Linked DNA regions of Mus musculus: region 2 is linked to region 1. A link is a contact called in ENCODE Hi-C or POLR2A ChIA-PET data. All regions are on one chromosome and are shown on one strand. Each heading gives the region's core, a stretch centred on a gene start or an enhancer-like site at or near the end of the contact. The rest is flanking DNA. Distances are from core to core; before and after follow the strand shown. Region 1 holds the start of Rps3 (ribosomal protein S3). Region 2 holds the start of Arrb1 (arrestin, beta 1).

Region 1 (6,708 bases), core at 534-3,033:
GAAAGAGAGAAAGTGTATAAGACTGTGAACCCCTGGAATTTACCTAGGGCAGAGACTGGCCGCTGTGACTTCAGCACTCAAGGTCAGGTGCCCTCCATCAGTATTGACATCCTGAGTATAAACAGCAGAGTCATTTTTAAAAAGGTATTTACTTTTATTTCATGCGTGCTGGTGTTTTGCTTGCATGCATATCTGTGTAAGGGTATCAGAGCACCTGAAACTGGAGTCACAGTTGTAAGCTGCCATGTAGGACTGGGAGTTGAACATGGGTCTTCTGGTAGGCAAGCCAGTGTTTCTAACCACTGAGCCATCTCTCCAGCCCTGAGTCATGATTTTAGTGTGAGAGGCATCATTGAATTTTCTGAGCACGGCCATCAGGGTAGCTGGCACAGGTCTTCAGATACAAGGAGATAGTTATAAGAAGGCAGCCATGGCTGTGGTGCACTAGAAATGGAGAAACAGCTTCATCAGGTGACAGACCAGTCTGACTCTGTCCCATGATTAGAAGCCATCTTGTTACAAGGTCAAAATAAGTTCATTCCTGTTTTCTGTAACACTTGGGTTTGATCCTGTCGTCAACCCATTTTCTGGAATTTGACATGTTCCATACTCCATTATACCCTGACTTCCACCCTGATAAGATGTTCTGCCAAGTTCCTGTGTAGCCAACATTCCCCTGGAAATCTCTCTTCCCTTGGAAACCACCTAGTCTTAGAAATTTTGAGTTATATAAATTCCACTTCTATGTTTGATGCTATTCTTTAAAACTCCACTTTAGGGAGATAGCCCTGTCTGATAGAAAATAAAACTTGCTTAATTTGTCTAAAAGAGTTTAAGTAATAGTTTTTACTTTTGTTCCGTGGGATTAATACAGGGTGAAACAGACTCCCGTGTTTCCAGTGTGAAGTGAGCCACACACTGCAGTACAAGTTATATCAGCAGGTTCTGCCTCTGGGCAATGAACTTTTGCTTGTGTGGACATCAGGGTCTGTGTGAAGGGAAGGTCCTATGGCCTAGATTTATACTATTCAACAGTCTGTCCCCGAAGCCCTGGTGCTTTATTATTTTGACAAGCCCCTGCTGCTGGTATTCCACCCTGCTGCGAGTCAAAAAAGTTCCTGTCTCGGAAAAACAAAACAAAACAAAACAACCAAAAAATAAAATTTTTTTTTCCCACAGGTTCTAGTGGAGGTGCTCACTACCAGAAATCCTACAAATAAGCCCATCTCATGGATCAGGGTTTACCTTTGTAATAATATTAAATCTGTGTGCATGTGCGCACGCATGTGTTTTATGCTTGCATATATGTATACGCAGCCATGGTTTTCTACTGTCCCACTCACTCTGTAACTTACTGAGCCATCCAGCTGGTCCTCTAAATACATTTCAATGAAAGTTTTCATTAGCGTGAACGTGAAGGTGGTAAAATCTGTTAGTGTGTGCTTATGCCTGTGGTTTGCACCTCTAGTCTGAAGGTTGCTCTTTTCAAATTTTTTATTTATTTACGTTTTTACTTTTGAGTCAGAAACTCATAAAGGCCAAGCTGGCCTCGAATTCGCTATGTAGTCAATGATGACCTTAAACTTGTGACCCTCTACTTCGTTAGTGCTGGAACCCCAAGCTTGCTGAGTACAGAGCACTTTCAGACCGGAACTAGATGTCTACTTCCTGTTCCGCCTACATTACAGGTTGCTAGGTTACACCCCCCCTACGCCGTTTTAGACGCAAAACTTCATTTCCCATGCAAAACTTCATTTCCCATGAACACTTGCAAGGGTCGCCGCGCTGCGCGGCGTCATTGCTCCCGCCCTATATACCTACTTCCGCCCGCGAGCCACTTCCTTTCCTTTCAGCGGCGCGCGGCTGCAAGATGGCGGTGCAGATTTCCAAGAAGAGGAAGGTAAGCGTCTGGGCCCGGTTCGGGAGTCCGCCGCGGGTTCTACAAGTGCCAGGGAGGCCTGTGGCTCCGTGATCAGTCCTGTGGAGCGTCTGGGGCCGCCTGCCGTCTCTTCGAGCCTCGGATGGCCGTAGATTGTGTATTGGGCCGGAGCCGGGCGAGTGCTGTGTGCCTGGGCAAGGGAGGGACAAACTCCTCGAGTTCTGGACCGACTCGAACACCGGGCGCCTCCAGTTCCGGACTAGACACCTTTGAGCGTTTCTTGGTCTCCATAATAGTAATCCTGTGGCACAGTTAGAGGGCGTGTGCCATCAGATCTAGTCCAGTTTCTTTAGTAAGTGAAGTTTAGCAGTCCCTTCTCTTAGTCGCGTGATCCTGCAAGTGGCCATAGTTGAAAGCCTACTTACTGACTGCTGCCGTGTTCACTCGGGACCCGGAGCTGCAGCGTCCCTGTGGTTATCATTTCATGGGGGAAAAGTGTGCAGGTTGCCAGGTTTAGAAATAGATGGTCTGTCGTTTGTGCTTATGCACACAGATGATAAACCTGTTTTGAGTCAGGATTCCTCTCCTATCCGAGGTACAACTTACAGTCCCAGCTGTACATGTGCTACTTGGAGACAGATTTTTCTTTGTCTCTTGGGTGTAGATTATGCCGTAGAGCCCTTCGATGAAGAGGTGATGACGAGTCTGAGTAGGAAGTGTTGTCTTTGTCCAAGATGCCTCACTATGCTGCGTTCTGTGGCACAGCTGAAAGCACTGTGGTCAAAAGAAACTTCCTAAAGATGACCAAGAGGCATTTGTCTGAGAAGGGTTGCTGCTTTTCTGTAGGGCCATTGGGCTTGCTCTGACTAACCCTGTCTTCACCTCAGAGGTAACTTGTTTCCTTTGGTTCAGTTTGTAGCTGATGGCATCTTCAAAGCTGAGCTGAATGAATTTCTCACTCGGGAGCTGGCTGAAGATGGCTACTCTGGAGTTGAAGTCCGAGTTACACCAACCAGGACAGAAATCATTATTTTAGCCACCAGGTAGAAATACCATTGATTGTCACCTGTAAATACTGTGTGTACTGAGATGCTGTGTAAACTTGGGCCAACCAAGCAGTAAATCTGGCCTCAGTGGGTGTAACTGCTTTGTTAGAACTGCATTTGGGAAGAACTTACCTTCCATTTAACGTGTGTGCTGGCGTTGTGGTGGGCGGCAGGTGGGATCTTGAGTAAATGGTTGCGCTTCCCCTCTACAGGACACAGAATGTTCTTGGGGAGAAGGGTCGTCGGATCAGAGAGTTGACCGCAGTTGTCCAGAAGCGCTTTGGCTTCCCTGAAGGCAGCGTAGAGGTGAGTTCCTCTGCTTTATCTCCCGGGGGTTTTAGACTGAGTTGGGATGTGGCTTCTGCTATAGAATTGTACTTCTGAAAACCTGACATGGCCAGTGACAGTCACAGGTACTTGATGCTCTGCCAAAATTTCCTTAAAAGCAGAGCGATTGCCATGCATGGCGGGGGCCCATATTCTTGTCCTGGCACGCAGAAGGCAGGATGACGGCGGGGCAGAGCTAGTCAGGGCTGCTGTAGTGAGACCCTGTCTTAAACCACAAACAGTATGATATTCTGGTGGTCGAATGTAGAAATAATGCATGGGTGACTGGCTATCCTTAGTGTGGTTGTGAGGAACCAGAGTAGAAGGGCGATTCAGCCTTCATCGCTGCCTTGTGTGGGTAGTCGTGGTACTTGAGTATCTAAGGGATATTACAATGGCTTAATTGAAGATGGGTGAGTGACAGGAATGTACTTTGCTTTCTTTAAAGCTTTATGCAGAGAAAGTGGCCACAAGAGGTCTGTGTGCCATTGCCCAGGCAGAGTCTCTACGCTACAAACTCCTTGGAGGGCTTGCGGTTCGAAGGTGAGTGTCCTGAGACTTGATGGTCATGCCCTCCTGTGGATTAGTGTGTGCTAGCATTTTTGTTAGCAAATAACTTGATTGACAGAATCATCTAGTCTCTGGTGGTGTAGCCCATCCCCCCACTGAACCTAGTTAGGCTAACTAGGCTAGTAGTAGGCTGGTGGATGAAGGACCTATTGTTGGTGACACATGCCTGTATGCCAGCACTGGGAGGACCAGCCTGGGCTGTGGGATGAGCCCCGAAAAAATGGTCAGTGCTCTGACGAGGGAATGCTGTGGGTATGTTGAGAATGAAACGAGTAGATAGAATCATAACAGGGAGGGGCATCCGCTTTGTGAGGTTTAGCAAGGACCCTTGATAGGTGAGCAGGAAAGCATCCTGCCTGTTACTGTACCTGGGAGGAGTATCTGGTTGGGAGTTGTAGCTTTGGCAGTGCAGGTTTCAAAACAAGCTAGAAGTCATGCAGCTCTACTAACTAATGCATTCACTGTGTGGATATAGAGATAGCAGTTCTAAAGGGAAAGACATTTACACTAGCAATTGGCCAGGGTTCATAATGCCTACCCCCCAATCTTCGCACTGGAGGTAGAAAATCAGCAATGCAAAGCTCCAAAGCCAGCCTTAGCCTCAAAACAGAGGCTAGTCTCAGGGGAGGCCCTCTCAAAAACCCAACGTTTCCTGTAAATTTTATGGCACTGAGAAGTGATGTAACGATCAGGTAAGGGGCCTGACATTGTTTCAGGAGTTGTACAACCTTGCCTTTGTTATAAGGATTAGATGTTGAGAAGGCCAATTTGGTTCTTTGTTGAGAGTCAGGGTCTCACTGTATAGCCTAGCTGACCTCCAAGTCAGGTTGCTTGCTGAAATTAAGGTGTGTGCCACTACACCTGGCTTTAACCGGATTTTGTTTCTCTGTGACCTTAGGCCAGGCTGGCCTCGAACTCAGATCCTCCTTCCTCTGCCTCCCTAGTGCTGGGATTAAAGGTGTGGGCCACCACTCCTAGCTTTCTAGTGTTGTATAGGCAAAAGGGTTTTTTGGTGCTATTAATGCTTAGGTTTCCTGGTGGGGTGGATTCTGGAGGTGGAGGGGCCTCCCATGGCCTGCACTTACGAGAGTTTTGTGTACTTCTCAAAAAATGCATATTCCTGCCAGGTGTGGCTTGTGGTATTGCACACCTTTAATCCATAGCTCTCAAGACAGTGTGGTGGATCTTCTGCAACCTTGTCCTGACAGCAAAGGTCCTTGGCCACCAGACAAAGTTGAGCCTGACAGCCTGGGTTTGGTGTCTAAAGGAAGGAAACTGACTCTAGTTGTCTCCTGGCCTCCATGCAGTCACGTCATGTGCATGCTGCATGGTAATAGTTTAACTAGTAAGAGATGTAAAAACATGCCTCTCTTTGAGTTTGGCCAGCCCAGATAACTGGCTTAGAGAAGGACCTGGGCATGGGGGTATAAAATTTTCTAGAGGTGATTCTAGTATGCAGGCCAAGGCTGGAAAGCATTTGGTCAGTGAATGGCTGTTCTGGTATAACTGGTTGTTTCTTCTGTCTACCATTGGAGAGTTGTTAATGTGAAAACCAAATAGGCAGGTTGTGTCTTTGGTAATACCAGATGAATCTTGTCTTCCAAAGGGCCTGCTATGGTGTGCTTCGGTTCATTATGGAGAGTGGGGCCAAGGGCTGCGAGGTTGTGGTGTCTGGGAAGCTCCGAGGACAGAGGGCCAAGTCCATGAAGTTTGTGGATGGTCTGATGATTCACAGTGGAGACCCTGTTAACTACTATGTCGACACAGCTGTGCGCCATGTGCTCCTCAGACAGGGTAAGTAGCTGAGTCCCTTTAAGAACTGGGTAGCTAGGAATGCCTAGGGCAGAGAGTGGCATTTCTATAGACTTATGTTCAGGAGGAGTTGTGGATTCACTTCAGGGGCTGGGAAAAGTAGCATTGTTGAAATGGTCATATCAGTTGTTAGACATAGCCTTCTGTGCCCTTCAGTGATGACACGATGACGAGTCAGAATGGCCACGTCTTGCTCTTGGTCCCTGTCAGTGCCATGTTCTGTGGTGCTGTACATGGTTCCCTTGGCAAAAGTGTCCTGCGCACTGATTGATTTAGAGGCATTTGTCTGAGAAGGGAACAGCGCTCAGTGCTTTTGGATAGATGCTTTCCCCGACATCCTCTGTGGTGGAGAAATGCCAGCTCACTCCTAACCCTGGCGTCTTCTAGGTGTGCTGGGCATCAAAGTGAAGATCATGCTGCCCTGGGACCCAAGTGGTAAGATTGGTCCCAAGAAGCCTCTGCCTGATCATGTGAGCATCGTGGAACCTAAAGATGAAATCCTGCCCACGACCCCCATCTCCGAACAGAAGGGTGGGAAGCCAGAGCCACCAGCCATGCCCCAGCCAGTGCCTACAGCATAACAGGTATGTCTGCAGTGACCTTCCCAGGTCAAACTGCTTTTACTGGTCTTTCCTCTGATGTTTCAGTTTGTGAATAGGGTTATTTTAGCTTAATGTGGGAGAATACAAGTTGGGATGTGGTGTCCGATTGACAAGTCGGTCAGTGGGTGAATACCCACTTAGTTCGATGTCTTTGCTCAAGAGTTTCCAGCTCCTCTTGTGGGCATTGGTGAAGGTAGTATCAAGCCTTTGTACTGGGTTGTATTAAGGCAGGCTGAGTGGGAGTGGAGTAAATGAAGGCACGCAGGTGCATTTCTCTTACCATTGTTATTTTATTTGGTTTCAGGGTCTTGGCAGCTGCATCTGGAGGCATTTAATAAAATAAAGACATTTAATAAAATCTTGAACAAAGACAAGGCCTGACTGGATTGTGTCCAGTATTCAACTGAGTTATGTTGTCTATGGAGCCATGCTTATTCTGTTGGTTTAAGCTGGAGGGCATGAGCAGAGCTGA
Region 2 (6,562 bases), core at 3,013-5,512, 52 kb before region 1:
CAAGGAGTCTGCAGCCCAGCAGCCAGCTGGGATTCAGGGACACCGGGCCAGGCTCACAGCCACGCCCAGCAGCAAACCAGGAGCAACCCTGCCAAAGCCACAGGACTTCCCCATGTTCTAGCCAAGATGGTTCACCCAAGGCTTAACCACTTCAAGACAGACAGCCAAGGTTCACAGAGAGCCAGTGATTGCCCCATTACAGCACCCTCCCTCCCTCCCTCCCTGGGATGGGGTTGTGGGGAAGAGGGTTCTATGGGGGCGGGGGTGGGGAGTCCATCAACGTCTGCTGCAAAGGAAATTCCACGCCATCCCTCCTGTTGTTTCAAGATGACCTTTCTGGTCACTTTTAGAGTTGGTGGACCAGCTGGGGGCAGTTGAAAGGTCAGCTGTGAATAGGACAAGCCCCTTTCCCTCTGGGTAGACTTATACAGCAACAGAGAGGCCTTGGTGGACAGAGGAACCTCTGTTCAGATGCTAACTGGTGGTGAACACGCTTCCTCTTTCCACACCTTTAAAATGGGAACAGCAATTCCTGTTACTAAATTATGGAAAGAATTCAGTGAGGCTAGTGCATATACTTCTTGTATGTGTGCTTATGTGCATGCACATGTATGTGTGTGTATATATAAAGGCCAAAAGTTACTATCAGCTATTGTCCTCAGACGCTCTCCATCCTATGTTTTGAGATATACTGTTAGTGCTAGACTGGCTGGCCAGAGAGCTCTGGCAACATTCCTGTCTCCACATCTCTTTCCCTCCTGACTCCCCTATCCCCATCCCCAGAACTAGGGTTCAAGCCCACTATGCCCAGCTTTTATGTGGAGTCTGGAGATGCTAATTCAAGACCTCATGCTTAAGCAATGAGCATTTACTGGAGTCATCTCCCAGCCCCTGTGAACGTGACTCTAACCCCAGACAGGCAGCAAAGGTGCATTTAACCATTTAGCTTGCTGACCCCCCCTTCCTTGTTCATATGCTGTTTATTGATCAGCCCCATCCTCCCTGCAGCCTTGGTTCTGAGGCTCCTTCCTAGAGTGTCTCAGCCTGAAGGCCTGCTCCTCCCGTCTCCTGGCCACTGCCTTATGCACCTGGCGGAGAGAAGGACTTGTTCTTGTCCCTGAATTGCTCCACCCTCTCCTTCCAGCTGACCCTGGCAGTGGGAGAAAAATCCTGTTGCTTAGCCAGACATTCCAGAGGCTGGGGATGACTGGCCTGTGTTCCCCTTCACACCTCCAGGCCCTGGGCGCTCCAGTTCCACTTCTCAGCCTCCTCAAGCTTCTAGGTCAATCCTAGCGGCTTGGACAACCCAGGACAGTTTTGGTCCACAAACAGCCCAGAGTGGTGGTGCGAATTCCTCCTCCACCTCCCACAGCGTTTGTGTCCTGCATCACAATCACCTGGGGGATGTATAGTCTGGGGATTTGGCTCTGGGAACTCCTTATCCAGGGTACAGAGAAGCCACTCTCCAATGGCCTATGCTCCCTGTGGGATCCCTGTTAGGGTTCCACCTTGGTGCTCGCCTACTCCACCCTGGGACTCCTCTCAACCCAGGTGTTTCTGCAAGTGAACTGCAGTGACAGTTTTGATTAATGTTTATTACCACTTCCTCCAACCGACAGGGATACAGGTGATGACTCCAGAGCCTAAGAGTATTTTAGTCAGTATTTGCAATGTCCCTTCCAATTCACAAAGCAAAAATCTTATGGCTAATGGAACACAATGAAGAAACTCTCTTCTCGAGCTTACCTTTCATATCCAGATAGATCTAGAAAGAGAAAGGCAGAATTCATGGAGCCCAGGGAGGGGAGGCAAAGATGGACAGGTGGGGGTTATGTAGCTAGTCTGTATTTCCTGGCATAGGCAGCTCCTACCTACTCCTATGTCCAGTGAACTCAGTAAGCTTTGGGGAGCATTGAAACCCAAAGTTCTGATTGCTTCAGTGTACAGGTGGGAACACTGGGTCTGCCCTTGAGTTAGGAGCACAGCAGGGGGAGTCAAGGACAAAGCTCTGGCCTCAGACAGACTCTCCAACAGGTGTCTGGAGGCTCACAAGGTCCTCATCCTATGACAATTCAAGGTATCAGGGAGCTGTGACACTTCTCCCCTAGTTACAGAGAGGCCCAGCAAGGCTGAGTCACCCCGGTCACCAGCAGCACTGGAGAACAAAGAAGAATCCAGTGGCTGCTGACTCCCTGCTGTGCTCTGCAGGGAGCAAAGCTCGACCTTGCAGCGCCAGAGGGTCTCTAAGTGGGGAGGGGGACAGGTGTGGCTGAAGAGAGCCGCATCCTAGCATCCTTCCTCCAATGACTGAGGCCTAGGTCACAGTGTTGACCAACCAGTTACGGTGGCCCTCAAGGTTAATGCAAACACCTCATAGCTCTCTGCAGTCTCCCAAAACTGTGTCTCTGCACCAAGTGGGTCCCTTGCTAGTCCTTACACCCAGGGTGCACACAGTGCAGCTCCAAGGAGAGCCACAGACACAGTGGACCCTGGCCTCTGCCCCCTCCTGACCTTCAGCAAGGCAAGTGACCTTTCTCACCCTTTGGTTCCTCTTTGGGAAACAAGAATAGGAAAATTAACCTCCAGGAAGGGCCATCAGTAGGAAGGCTGGTGGGAGGCAGTTTCTAAACATGAGGTATCTGAGCTACCACTATGCCTCAGTTTCTGCTCCTGGGAAATGGGAATAACCTCTGTAGCTGCTTTCACTCACTGCTGAGGCTCAGCTGTCAGTGGGCAATGAGTCATTTTGTTTAAGGGTCCCAACATGTGACTGCAGGGATGCTTCCTTTCTGATCATCTCTTATGCCCTAGGCTATGCCTAGTATACAACAGGGGCTTAATAAATAAATTAATATCAGAAGAAAGGAGGTAAAGGCAGAGGGAAGGACACAAACAGAAGAGTAATAAGGAAAGCAATGGTAAACGGCAGGTGCAGGGAGGCTAGAGGAGGGGCCAGAGAAGATGGCAAGGAGACTCTCAAGGGCCAGGAAGGTGAACCAGTCTGGTCATAAGGGTTGACCCCACGAGCTTCCCTGCCCCTCCCTAGCCCTCCTACTTTGACCTAGTTTCCATTTCGAGGGCCTAACCTTTCCTCTCAAGGCAAGCTCTACAAAACAGTTCCCGTCACCCTCCCTCAGCTACATGGAGCCCCTAGCTATGTGCTTTGGAGGACAGAGGGGAAGAAAGCCATGTGAATGGGGACCTGCCTTCCAGGTCTCAGAGCCTTCCACTCTGTGACCTGTGTTCCCGGCCCTGCTATGAGGAGTCAGAAGTGAGTGTATCCACTGCTCTGAGGATGTCAGTCCCTGCAGGCATTTTATGCCTTGCATGTGTGTGGTTAGCCTTGATGTGTCACTAAGACCTGTGGCCACATCGTGTCACGTCAGAGAGGGTTGACAGACTGCACGTACTAGCTTAGACCGTGCTTTGCAGCACCCAAGTGCCAGGCTACGTATGTCGGTGTATGCCCGCATGTGTGTAGCAACACGAGGGTGTTGTTAGAGCTGGTGCGTGTTCGAGTGGGACCTGTGTATGCTAACAGGACTGACAGCAAGAATGTGTTGACAGACTGGTGTGTGCGTGAGAGACCGTATGTGACGTCGTCGTGTCACAAATGCGAAGTGTGGCAACGACTGTCAGTGTGTGCCTGCAGAAGGGTGCTCATGTGTTTATGAGCTTGTGTGTTGTGTGTCAGCCTGCCCCAGAGCGTCCTGAAGTCTATCGACCAGGGCTGGGTGTGTGAGCTCGTCTCGGCCAGGAGCCGTGAACCCAATGGGGTGGCCCACCCTGGGTGCCTCGGTACACATGGTTCTGGCCAGAGAACCACACAAGAGACTTGGGAGGACAACAGAGTGCCAGATCCCGGGTGACGCTGACTGGAACCTCCGCCCGTGCCCTCGCCCAGGTCGTCCCCACGCGCGCGTGGGACAGGGCGGCCACCCGCACTCACCGTGTCCCTTTGTCGCCCATGGTCCGCGGCGGCCGCAGGGAGGTCCGCGGCGTCAGCGTCCAGGCTGGAAAATCCCCGGCCGCCAGGAGAAGCGCGGGCCAGCCCGCTCCCGGCTACCCCGCTCCGCCTCCTCCGCTGTCGCCGCCGCCGCCCCCGCCCGGGTCCCCGCCCGTCGCTCGAGCAGCACAGCGCCCAGGCCGCCGCCAGGGGCGTGGAGCGTGCGGGTGTGAGCGCGCGTGTATGCCTCCGTGCGCGGCTCTGCGTGTGCGCGCCCAGAGAGTGAGGGCTGCGTGGCCGGCCGCGGCTGGTCCACGGGAGCGCGTGCACGCAAGCGCGTGCCAGTGCTGGTGCGTGTGCACGGCTGTGCGCGCGAGCCTGTCGGGAGGTGGGGTGTGGAGAGAGAGAGAGAGAGAGAGAGAGAGAGAGAGAGAGTGTGTGTGTGTGTGTGTGTGTGTGTGTGTGTGTGTAGAGGTAGCACGTCTTTGTGCAGTTGTGTATGTGTGCTCACAGTCGTGGGTGCGAGCGCTCTCTCCCGCGCACGCCAGGACTGGCCTTTGTGTCTGCGGATAGAAGCAAGCGGAAAATCCGCAGACTTCAAGGCCCAGCCTCAGAGGCGCCCCTGTGTGAGGACAGCGAAAGATTCCAAAAGCCTAGCCAGGCCTTCGCCCTTTGCTCCACCCTCCCCACCCCCGCCCTTCTGGAGAGATACCACCCAACGACACAACAGGGACAGGAAGAAGGGGTGGGGGCGGGCAGCGGACTGCAATGCTGGAGAGCAGATGAGAGTGGAAAGGGGAGGGGCAGGCAGAAAGAGGAAGCAGTGAGAACAGGAGATAAAGAAGGGACCGAGAGCCAACTAGCTGGTGGCCTGTAGCATCTAGCATCATTGATATAGCACCCAGGCCTAGCTTAGGTGCCTGTAATGACTCTGGACACCACTCAGCCCATTTCAGGTCTATTGGCTGGGTCCTAAGACCAGCAGATGTCCTGTTCAATTGTTGAAGGAATCTGCTTGTTCTTGCGGGCAGACACCTGCACACAGCGGTGTCCAGCAGAGTCTACTGTCTGCAGCTTTCTTGGTATCCTTGGAAACCTTGACTTTCCTTACGTTTCCTACCCCTGGAGAAGTAGCCGGTGTGCAGTGGGAGGGTAGAGTTCAGAGGCTAAGAAGGGGTAGGAAAGGGTTTGAATCCATTTTCTCCTAGAAGGGATCTTGAGGCAGTGGGAGGAATGTAAGGTCCTCAGCCCCTCACTGCTGGAGTTTGACTAATTGGCACTGATAGGTCCCTAATATCGGAGTATTAACGATAGGAAAGGAAGCTATCATTTACTCTGATGCAATTGCGGGGTCTGGAAACATCTCCTGTAATTATGTTCAGAAGCAGTTACCTATGCTGTTTACATAGAGTGTGCTGTTTATAGAATTGGTAATAATATCCCAGGATAATGACTATAATTATGTCCAGATTGGGGAGGGGTGGGTAGAGGCTAATGGACAGGCAGGGTGGTCCACATCTGGGCAATGGTAAGAGCTAAGAGGAAGTGGATTAAGGTCTGTAACTTCACCTGCCCTTTCTTAGCCTCTGGGATCTTCCCTTCCTCCAACCAGGGCAGAGCAGGAAGCCACCTGACCCTTCTGCAGGCCGTTGTGGGGGGCTCTTGAAAGGAGCAGAGTAGGGTTCTCTATTGATAGCAGGAAGCAAACTTTGTGAGCTCAAAATCAAGAGGCCTGGTCTTGTACTCTCCACGGGGGCTTCGTCCAAGCCCGATGAACTCAGGACAGTGCCCAGTGCCGATGCTCAAAGCACATTCGCCATCCTACTTAGTAAGTATCTGCGGTCATGTCACTAAAACAAACAATGTTGTCGATCACTTCTCAGCAAACCAACAGTCCAGAAAGATGCCCCAGATGGCTCCAGGTCGCCCCCACCCCCACGTAGTTCTTTCTAGACCAGCTTTGGAAAGCATGGCTCTAACACTGAGGGACACTGAACAGACTGGTAGCTGGCGGGTGTCAACACGTGGCTCAAGGTGTCAAGAGCATCCTTTCTAGCCTGTAAACCCATGAGGGGTGGGAGGTGTGCCTGGTGCTACTTGGCACTTGCAACTCTATGAGCTAAATGCTTGGTTGCCTTTTCTAAAATGAATGAACAAACTGGTGCTTAGAGAAATTAAATGGCTCACCCAAATCCACAGACTCTTTTTTTTTTAAAGATTTATTTATTTTATGTATATGGGTGATCTATCTGCATATACACCTGCATGCACGAAGAGGGCTTCTGCACTCTCTAGAAATAGCTGTGAGCCACCATGTGGTTCCTGGGAATTGAACTCAGGACCTTTGGAAGAGCAGCTGGTGCTCTTAACCACTGAGCCATCTCCCCAGCCCCCCATAGCCTCCTCTTGATCTTGGCCTCTCTTTTCCCCAGCTTTCCTCAACAGGAATCAAACACAGAACATAGACAGAATTTGGCTGGGTTTTTGGTGTTCTTGTTGTTGTTTTTCTTTTTTGTTTTGTTTTGGTTTTTTGTTTTTTTGTTTGTTTGGTTGGTTGGTTTGTTTTTTTCGAGACAGGGTTTCTCTGTGTAGCCCTGGCTGTCCTGGAACTCACTC

Evidence for each region. Hi-C counts contacts between places; a loop is a spot of excess contacts on that map. ChIA-PET counts read pairs that join two places held with the same protein, here RNA polymerase II (POLR2A).
Region 2: POLR2A ChIA-PET joins it to region 1 with 14 read pairs in embryonic stem cell. The contact joins the promoter of Arrb1 here to the promoter of Rps3 in region 1. A Hi-C loop is called at or near these places in 1 of 37 maps with a recorded cell type or tissue (T-helper 2 cell). POLR2A ChIA-PET finds 5 or more read pairs at or near these places in 3 of 5 experiments (Patski and embryonic stem cell).

Annotation. Positions count from the first base shown.
Region 1 is chr7:99,478,784-99,485,491 of GRCm38, reverse strand. It overlaps Rps3 (ribosomal protein S3), which reads left to right and starts at 1,783. Exons shown (of 7, transcript NM_012052.2): 1 at 1,783-1,900; 2 at 2,792-2,922; 3 at 3,138-3,231; 4 at 3,701-3,795; 5 at 5,429-5,616; 6 at 6,022-6,218; 7 at 6,541-6,708. The coding sequence starts at 1,871. The coding sequence ends at 6,215. Snord15a (small nucleolar RNA, C/D box 15A) reads left to right here and starts at 2,560; the gene lies at 2,560-2,707. It overlaps Snord15b (small nucleolar RNA, C/D box 14B), which reads left to right and starts at 5,785; the gene lies at 5,785-5,929.
Region 2 is chr7:99,533,186-99,539,747 of GRCm38, reverse strand. Arrb1 (arrestin, beta 1) reads right to left here and starts at 4,262. Exons shown (of 16, transcript NM_177231.2): 1 at 3,950-4,262. The coding sequence starts at 3,969.